2 separate regions of the Homo sapiens genome follow, and region 1 is linked to region 2. A link is an interaction called in ENCODE POLR2A ChIA-PET data of the cell type or tissue named here. Cell type or tissue: PC-3. All regions are shown on one strand.

The links. Peaks named below come from ENCODE experiments on the same cell type or tissue, not always from the same donor. Only the 100,000 strongest peaks of a DNase experiment are listed, where the experiment ranks them.
Region 1: POLR2A ChIA-PET joins it to region 2 with 10 read pairs; 6 of 35 experiments call an interaction of 5 or more read pairs at or near these places.

Annotation. Positions count from the first base shown.
Region 1 is chr1:46,226,053-46,231,052 of GRCh38, reverse strand. No RefSeq gene overlaps it. Among named protein-coding and RNA genes, the nearest start is that of RAD54L, 19 kb to the left of the region's middle. In PC-3, no CTCF peak of the experiment used is centred here; no DNase peak of the experiment used is centred here.
Region 2 is chr1:46,081,670-46,086,669 of GRCh38, reverse strand. The region is part of intron 1 of P3R3URF-PIK3R3 (P3R3URF-PIK3R3 readthrough); the gene reads left to right. All of the region lies in intron 1 of PIK3R3 (phosphoinositide-3-kinase regulatory subunit 3), which reads left to right. Among named protein-coding and RNA genes, the nearest start is that of PIK3R3, 48 kb to the left of the region's middle. In PC-3, no CTCF peak of the experiment used is centred here; a DNase peak (open chromatin) is centred at 1,889; H3K4me3 peaks cover 948 bases; H3K27ac peaks cover 1,727 bases.

The DNA.
Region 1 (5,000 bases), 140 kb before region 2:
ATGTCTTGCCAAAGTGATCAAATCAGAGTTTAATCCAGCCTCTGGATCCAACTACTAATTTGCAGGACATAGCAAGGACACAGAACATTTAGAACTGCATCATGAGTATGTAATCAGCAAAATCCAGACTGCAGTAAATTCTGTAAGTCAGATAGCCCAGAATCTTCAACAAACAAATTGTAAGAAATTAAGAGGCTGGGCACAGTGGCTCACGCCTGTAATCCAAGCACGTTGGGAGGTCAAGGCTGGCAGATTGCCTGAGGTCAGGAGTTTGAGACTAGCCTGGCCAACACGGCAAAACCCGGTCTCTACTAAAACTACAAAAAAAAAAAAAAATTAGGCAGGCATGGTGGCATGCACCTGTAATCTAGCTACTCAGGAGGCTGAGGCAGGAGAATCGCTCGAACGTGGGAGGCAGAGGTTGCGGTGAGCCAAGATCACACCACTGCACTCCAGCCTGGGTGACAGAGTGAGGCTCTGTCTCAAAAAAAAAAAAAAAAAAAAAAAAAATCCCACAAAAATTAGCCAGGCATGGTGGCACGCACCTGTAGTCCCAGCTACTCGGGTGGCTGAGGTGGGAGGATGGCTTGAGCCTGGAAGGCAGAGACTGCAGAGAGTCAAGATCATGCCACTGCTCTCCAGCCTGGACGTCAGAGTAAGACTCTGTTTCCAAATAAACAAATAAATAACAAAAAGAAAATTGTAAGAAATTAAGAAAAGGATGAAAGTGGAACCTTAAAAGTTAAGAGATTTGGCCGGGCGCGGTGGCTCACACTTGTAATCGCAGCACTTTGGGAGGCCGAGGTGGGTGGATCACCTGAGGTCAGGAGTTCGAAACCAGCCTGGCCAACATGGCGAAACCCCGTCTCTACTAAAAATACAAAAATTAGCCAGGCGCGGTGGTGGGCACCTGTGATCCCAGCTACTCAGGAGGCTGAGGCAGGAGAATCGCTTGAACCCAGGAGGCAGAGGTTGCAGTGAGCCGAGATCACGCCATTGCACTCAGCCTGGGCAACAGAGACTCCGTCTAAAAAAAAAAAATTAAGAGACTTGGCTGGGTGCGGTCGGTGACTCATGTCTGTAATCCCAGCATGTTGGGAGGCCAAGGTGGGCAGATCACTTGAGGTCAGGAGTTCGAGACCAGCATGGCCAACATGGTAAGACCCCCGTCTCTACTAAAAATAAAAAATTAGTTGGGTGTGGTGGTGTGCCCCTGTAATCCCAGCTATTCCAGAGGGTAAGGCAGGAGAATCACCTCAGAATCAAGAGATAGAGGTTGCAGTGAGCCGAGATCTCACCACCACACTCCAGCCTGGGCGACAGAGCAAGATCCTGTCTCAAAAAAAAAAAAAAAGAATAACAAGGAAATGTTACGATTTTTTTTTTTATATACAGGGTCTCACTCTGTCACCCAGGCTGGAGTGTGGTGGCACGATCTCAGCTCACTGCAACCTCCGCTTCCCAGGCTCAAGCAATTCTCCTGCCTCAGCCTCCTCAGTAGCTGGGATTACTGGCACCTGCCACCACGCCCGGCTAATTTTTCTTTTTTTTGAGACAAAGTCTGGCTCTATCACCAGGCTGGAGTGCAGTGGCGAGATCCCGGCTCACTGCAACCTCTGCCTCCTGGGTTCAGGAGATTCTCCTGCCTCAGTCTCCCGAGTAGCTGGGACTACAGGCGCACACCACCATGCCCAGCTAATTTTCGCATTTTTAGTAGAGACGGGGTTTCACCCTGTTGGCCAGGATGGTCTCGATCTCTTGACCTCATGATCTGCCTGCCTCGGCCTCCCAAAGTGCTGGGATTACAGGCGTGAGCAACCATGCCCAACTTAATTTTTTGATTTTTTGTAAGAATGAGGTCTCACTGTGTTGCCCACACTGGTCTTGAACTCCTGAGCTCAAACGATCCTCCTGCCTCGGCCTCCCAAAGTGTTAGGATTACAGGCATGAGCCACAACGCCTGGCCAGAAATGTTGTGAATAATATTATGCCAAAAACATCGACAATTTAGATAAAATGGACACATTTTTTGAAAAAAAAAAAAACCTACCAAAACTAAATCAAAATGAAAGTAAAAGTCTAAATAGCCTTATATCTACTAAAGGAAACTGTTATCAAAAACATCCCCCATACCAGTCTAGGCCACGTGGCAAAACTCTGGCTCTACAAAAAAAATACAAATTAGCCAGGCATGGTGTCACGCCTGTAGTACCAGCTACTCAGGAGCCTGAGGTCGGGGGATCACCTGAGCCTGGGGAGGTCAAGGCTGCAGTGAGCCATGATCGTGTCACTGCGCTCCAGTCTGGGCATCACTGTAAGACCCCGCCTCAAAAAACCAAAAAACGTCCCCGTAAAGAAAACTCTAGGCCCAGATGATTTCACTAAGTAAATTATGTCAAGTACTAAATACTACTACCAACCTTACACAAAGATAAAGCAAAGGAGGAGGAAACATTACTTCACTCTTTTTAGGAGGCCAGCATAACCCTGGTACCAAAATTTTTTTTTTTTTTTTTGAGACAGAGTTTCACTCCTTTTGCCCAGGCTGGAGTGCAATGGCACGATCTCGGCTCACTGCAACCTCTGCCTCCCGGGTTCAAGCGATTCTCGTGCCTCAGCCTCCCAAGTAGCTGGAATTACAGGTGCCTACCACCATGCCCGGCTTTTTTTGTATTTTTAGTAGAGATGGGGTTTCACCATGTTGGCCAGGGTGGTCTCGATCTCTCAACCTCATGATCCGCCCACCTCGGCCTCCCAAAGTGCTGGGATTACAGGCGTGAGCCACCGCGCCCGGCCCCAAAACTTTTAAAAATTAAGTCTGTGGGAAAATTAAACACCAACTATATTTTATTATACTGACAATTTATTAACTTTTTAGGTGCAATAATGGTAATAAAAATCCTTATCTTTTAGAGATACATGCTAAAACATTTACAGATTAAATTGGTATGATATCTGGTTTTGCTTCAAAATAATCTTGGTTAGGGGGAAAGTAGTTGAGGGAATAAATAAACCAAGATTGGCCATGAATTGATAATTATTGAAGCTGGGTCCCTGGGAATTCATTACACTATTTTCTCTATTTTTGTATATGCTTGATACTTTATATAATATAAAGCAAAAAATAATGGCAAATGATTAAACGACATTAAATGCATAAGAACTACAGGTTGTTTGAGATCATTTAAAAAGAGAGTGAAACAAAAAAATCATTGAACACCATTAGAAGTTGTTAGGACATAACTACTTTGAAAACGGTAAGGGAAGAGATTTAAGCATTTATCTTGCCATTCTGGTATGAATTTTATTTCGGAGTAATCAAATGGTCCTAGAGGATGTGAAAAAGGTTTTCTGTACAGAATTAGAGCTAATAAATGAGGAAAAATTAATAGCCTTAGAAAATCACCATTCTGTAATCCCTAGTGAAACAAGCAATTCATAAAATGATAATCAACGGATAGTAAAACAACTTGGTGAAAAATTGACCGGAAACTTTATGATGCTGGGATGAGGCTATCACCATCTGAAAATAAAAGAAGCCTGGGAGCTGGAGTGGACAGTGGAGGAGAGCTGTCCAACCAGAAACACCCGTGCCATGTAGAATAAGTTAAAAATAAATCTGTGGTGTTAAATCACTGAAATATGGGAGCAATTCATTACAGAAGTTGGCTTACCATAAAAGTATACCATTTATATATATTAAAACACATAGGCACATAATTACATATATTTTCAAAGATACATACATATCCAAACATATACTGACACAGGGAGAGGAATGAGAATAGGGATGAGGGATCAAAAGAAGAGGCCAGGCACAGTGGCTCACACCTGTAATCCCAGCACTATGGGAGGCTGATGCAGGAAGACTTCTCAAGGCCAGGAGTTCAAGACCAGGCTGAGCAACACAGTAAGACCCAATCTCTAAAAAAAATTTTTTTTTAATTAGCTGGACATGCTCGTGTGCACTTGTAGTCCTACTCAGAAGGCTGAGGTGGGAGCATTGCTTGAGCCCAGGAGGTCAAAGTTACAGTGAGCCAAGATCACATCACTGTCCTCCAGCCTGGGTGACAGTGAGACCCAGTCTCTTAAAAAAATAATAATTTTTTTTTTTGACACGGAGTCTCGCTCTGTCGCCCAGGCTGGAGTGCAGTGGCATGATCTCGGTTCACTGCAACCTCTGCCTCCTGGGTTCAAGCAATTCTCTTGCCTCAGCCTCCTGAGCAGCTGGGACTACAGGCATGCGCCACCATGCCCAGATAATTTTTGTATTTTTAGTAGAGATGGGGTTTCACCATGTTGGCCAGGCTGGTCTCGAACTCCCGACCTCAGGTGATCCACCTTCCTCGGCCTCCCAAAGTGCTGGGATTACAGGCATGAGCCACCGTGCCCAGTCTAAAATTTTTTTAAAAAAGAAGAAAATAAAATAAGAAAGGGGCCTGGTGATGGAATTCACTATGCTATGAGAAGCATGGTTTAACTATTAAATAATTAAAAATAACAATTTAAAAAGAAGACAACTAATCAATCTGCCCTTTCCAGAGAGAACCCAGGTTAGTTCACTGGGAATATAATTATCTTCAGCCTTGGGGAATAGGAGCACAGAATGGTTCTGGAGAGGAGACAGTGTTGAGGAATCCTCCACTGTGGTTACCAGGAAGGTCTCAGGTCTAAAACGATTCCTAAACTGAGGCTTTCTCCTAAGCCTGATCTTCATCTTTGGCTCTCCCTGGTGGTGATGGTACAGGAGGCATTTGACATTCTCTAGACATGGGGTCTGGACCTGCCACCTCCGCCTTGGTACCACCTCTCATTCCAGGCTAGGGGAGGCTGGACAAAGCACAGAGGTTCATTCTGGGCCTGGGTGCATCCTCCTGCCCACTTTCCACCCTGCCTGTGTCAGGCTAAAAGCCCCTCTCCCAAAGATGTCCAATTCCTAATCCCCAGGACCTGAGGATAAATATAAATTTTCTTTTAAGAGAAGAGTCTTACTATATTGC
Region 2 (5,000 bases):
GGAGTGCAATGGCACGATCTCGGCTCACTGTAACCTCTGCCTCCCGGGGTCAAGCGAGTCTCCTGCCTCAGCCTTCCGAGTAGCTGGGATTACAGGTGCTTGCCACCACTCTCAGCTAATTTTTGTATTTTTAGTAGAGACAGGGTTTCACCGTGTTGGCCAGGCTGGTCTCAAACTCCTTACCTCAGGTGATCCACCTGCCTCGACCTCCCAAAGTTCAGGGATTACAAGTTGGAGTGCAGTGGCTATTCACATGTGCAATCATAGCACACTGTGGGTTCGAACTTCTGGCTTCAAGCAATCCTCCCATCTCAGCCTCCCGAGTAGCTGGGGGTATAGGTGCACACCACTGCACCTGGCACCATTTTTGTTGTTAAAACATATAAAGAAAACATATACAATATACATACATACCTACAGTGTTCTCTGCTGTTCCCCATCCCTATTGTATTCACTATTAACAGTTTGTGTACTCTTCATATGTTTCTATGCACACATATCTATATGCACACATACACACACTTAAAACATCTATATGTCTCTATGTTTCTTCATATAGCTACATATTAATTAAAACGGAATTGAAAATATCTTTCTGTATTGCTAATATTTTAAAACTTGTTAATATAGGCCAGGCGTGAGTGGCCCATGCATATAATCCCAGCACTTTGGGAGGCCAAGGCGGAAGGATTACTTGAGGCCAGGAGATCGAGACCAGCTTGGGCAACGTAATGAGACCCTGTCTCACAATTTTGAAAAAAACCCAAACTTGTAATATAGTTTCTAAAAATGGAAAGAGAAATATTTTTCATTGTCTACTAAATGGAAATAAAAGTGCTATATATTTTATGGATACTCATTTCAGAAGGTATTTGCTTAGGTGCACCTAACTTATCACTCAGCATTGCAGTGCTCACCTAATGCAAGAACTACTTTGTCAAGGAGTTGAAAAGATAACTAATGTATCCTAATCAGTTTTTCCCTCAAGATAGTCCTTTTGAACTACTTAAAAGCTTAATGATTTGGAATTATTTTACCTTTATTTATAATATCACAACCTGGAAGATAGATATAAATCTGCTTATCTTCATGCAATTAGGAGGTTATTAGGAGATAAATTTTTATTCACATTTGCCCAGTATATTCTACAATCTACATGGGAGGGTGGGGAGCAACTCTCAGAGAAGGTAAAACATTTAGATGGAAGATTCAGTTTAGTTTGATAGAGCTACATTTGAGTGTACTCACAATTTTAGGAACAATGAATTATCTTGAAATTTATCCTTTTGGATTATAAAGTCCATATGTATGGAGACTGTGTCTATCTAATCTAGTTCATTGTTATGTTCACAGCTTCTGGAACATGGGAGGTGTTCAATACATATTTGCCTATGTATGTGTGGAGTGATTATAGATAGTAGGAATGTAGAAATAGGCCAGTATTGCATTCAGTTCAGATCTTATGATTGTGTTCTTTTAGCAACTTTATGTAGCAACTGCCTTTATAATAATTTCATTCTTCTTACATTTCTGTAGTTGAGAACAGCAAGATACAAGGAGGCAGCCCTCTGTAATAGATGTGAAATGGTCATTACATGTTTGTTGGTGGTAGAGCTGTCTGTGAACTATCATTATCCATAAATAGCAGCTTCCTCATGCAGTCTGGTCAGCTCAACTCATCTCAATATAGAGCTCCTCCAGTGAAGGGATGTAGAAAAGTCTCCATAACACCGTTTGAAGGTGATTAGAGTGTAACCCACCTGCTGATACAATGAAGCACATTGGTTCTTGAGCCCTGTTGGTCATGTACTCAAATCACTAAGGACTAGATTTGAGAAGCTTAGTGTTTGACCTTAAAGTTTCCCTTTTGCTGGGTTTCTGTTACAATTTGCTTTTTACCCCATTCTGATGAGTATTATAGTTAGGTATTTCTATGTGTCATTCTCTCTGGATTTGTTCTTTTGAGTGCAGGGAACACCTTGTCTTTGTAACTTTTCATAGCTATAGTGCAGTGCTTTGTATAGCACAAGTTTACACTGTTAATTCTTGTGTTAAGTGGGTAAGTAGAAGAATTATAAATTTTGCTAAGTTATAGTTCAAACTGTAGCTACTTTTATAAGTCACATAAAATCCTTTTCAAACAAGATGGTTATTTAGCTACTTTGAAAAAAAGTATGGATTATAGCAAATCCACCCCCATCTGGTAATGTCAGAAGCCTGATATTTATTTATTTTAAAACAGCTTTATTGAGATATAATTCACATGCCATGCAGTTCACCCACATTGTATAACTCAGTGATTTTTAGTATCTTCACAGAGTTGTACAACCATCATGATAGCCAATTTTGGAATATTTTCATTACCCTGAAAGAAATCCTTTATACATTAGCAGTCACTCCCTATTTCCCACTTTACTCCCCAGCCCTAGCCAACCATTGATTTACTTTCCGTCTCTATAGATTTGCCTATTCTGGACAATGGGATTATATAATATTTGGCCTTTCATGACAGGCTTCTTTCACTCAGCAAAATGTTTTCAGATTCGTCCATGTTGTAACATATCAGTACCTCATTCCTTTCTATTGCTGAATAATCTATTGTATGGATATATACCTCATTTTATTTATCTATTCGTCTGTTGATAGATATTTGGGTTGTTTTCCATTTTTGGGCCATTATAAATAAAGCTACTATGAACATTCATGTGCAAGTTTTTGTGTAGATACATGCTTCTTTTTTCTTGGGTATATGTAAGAGTGAAATTGCTGGGCAACTCTGCATTTAACCTTTTGAGGAGGTTAGACTGTTTTCCAAGCAGCAGCATCATTTTACATTCCCACCAGCAGTCTATGAGTATTCCAATTTCTCTACATCCTCACCAACACTTGTTATTATCTGTCTTTTTTATTATAGTCATCCTAGTGGGTGTGAAGTGGTATTTCACTGTGGTTTTGATGTGCATTTCTCTGTTGGCTGATTATGTTCAGTATCTTTTCATGTGCTTATTGGCCACTTGTTTGTCTTTTGGAGAAATATATATTCAGATCCTTTCCCCATATTTAATTGGGTCATTTGTCTTTTATTGAATTGAAAGGATTCTTTTATGTATTTAGATACAAGTACAAAAATATATTTATAGATACATTTACAAATATTTACAAAAATATATTTTATCATTTCTACTTACAAAAACGTTCTCCCATGCTATAGGTTGTCTCTTCACTTTCTTGGTGATGTCCTTTGAAGTACAGAAGTTTTTAATTTTGATGCAGTTAATCTATTTTTTTCTTGTTTGTTATTTTCAGTGTCATATTTAAGAAACCATTACCTAATCTAAAGTCACAAAGATTTAAGCCTATTTTTTCTTGTAAGAATTTTATAGTTTTAGGTCTTGATATTTAGGTCTTTGATCAATTTTTAGTTAATTTTGGTGTGAGGCAGGGATCCAACTTCATTCTTTTTGCATGTGGATATCTGCTTGTTCCAGAACAATTTGTTAAAAAGAATATTCTTTCCCTCATTGAATTATTTTGACATCCATGTTGAAAATCAGTTGACTAAGGGACTTTATTTCTTTATTTGTTTATTTTTGAGACAAAATCTCACTCTGTCTCCAGGCTGGAGTGCAGTGGTGCAATCTCGGCTCACTGCAACCTCTGCCTCCCGGGTTCTAGCAATTCTCCTGCTTCAGCCTCCCGAGTAGCTGGGATTACAGGTGTGCACCACCACGCCCAGCTAATATTTGTATTTTTAGTAGAGATGGGGTTTAATCATGTTGGCCAGGCTGGTCTCAAACTCCTGACCTCGAACTCCTGACCTCAGCTGATCTGTCCGCCTCCACCTCTCAAAGTGCTGGGATTACAGGTGTGAGCCACCGTACCCGGCCAACTAAGGGACTTCTCTTTGGGGGGAAATATTCACATTGTTCTCCTTCCCCCCAAGATTGCTTACAATTTTTTGGTTAAATTAAGAAAAAAGAAACAATCTCAAAAAAGTTACAAGTACAGTTCAAAGAACATAATTTTTTTGAATCATTTGAAAGTAGATTGTCAACGTGATGCCATATGATGACCATGTTGTGTGTATTTCCCACAAACAAGAACATTTTCCTACAGAAGCACAATATAACCATCAAAATCAGAAAACTAACACTGCTGTACTACTACTATGTCATACTCAGATCCCATTCAAGTTTTGCCCATTGTCGCAGTGTTGTCCTTAATAGCAAAAAATATCCAGTCCAGAATTACACATTGCATTTAATTGTCAGGATTCTTTAGTCTTCTTCAATCTGAAACATTTCCTCAGTCTTTCCTTGACCCTCATGACCTGTACATTGTTGAAGATTACAGGTAAGTTATTTTGTAGAATACCCCTCAATCATGGTTTGTCTGATGTTTCTTTATGATTAGATTCAGTTTATACATATTTGGCAGGAATGTCACAGAAGTGATGTTACATCCTTTTTAGTGTATTGTATTGGGGCCCACAGTTTTGCCATTATTTCTAATATTAACCTTGATTCTTGATTAAGGTGGTATTTGCCAGGCTTTTTCACTATTATTGTTTTTCCTTTTGCAGTTAGGATTTTGTGGGACAGTATATTGAGATAACAGTAATCTTGGTCCTCATCGATCTTTGTTTCTTTTATTTATTTATTTATTTATTTATATCTGCATGAACACATATATTCCTATTTTGTTTAATGAGTTATATTTCTTTACTATTATTATTTGTATTGATATGCCAGCTGTTCCAGATTTGGTCAGTGAGAGCCCCTTCCAGTTCGCTGTTTTGTTCTTTTAACATAGCCTCTCCCATTCTTTGAGCACTTCCTTCCTTTTTGGCACATGATGATGTTCAGGCTCATTTGGTACTTGCTCTATTCTGTCCCTGGAATCAGCAATTTCTTCAAAGAGCCCTGGTTCCTTTTAGTAGAGAATGGTATTAGAAAGCAAGGTCTAGGTGCTCAGTGTACATATTGGGGTGTTGTTGCCCC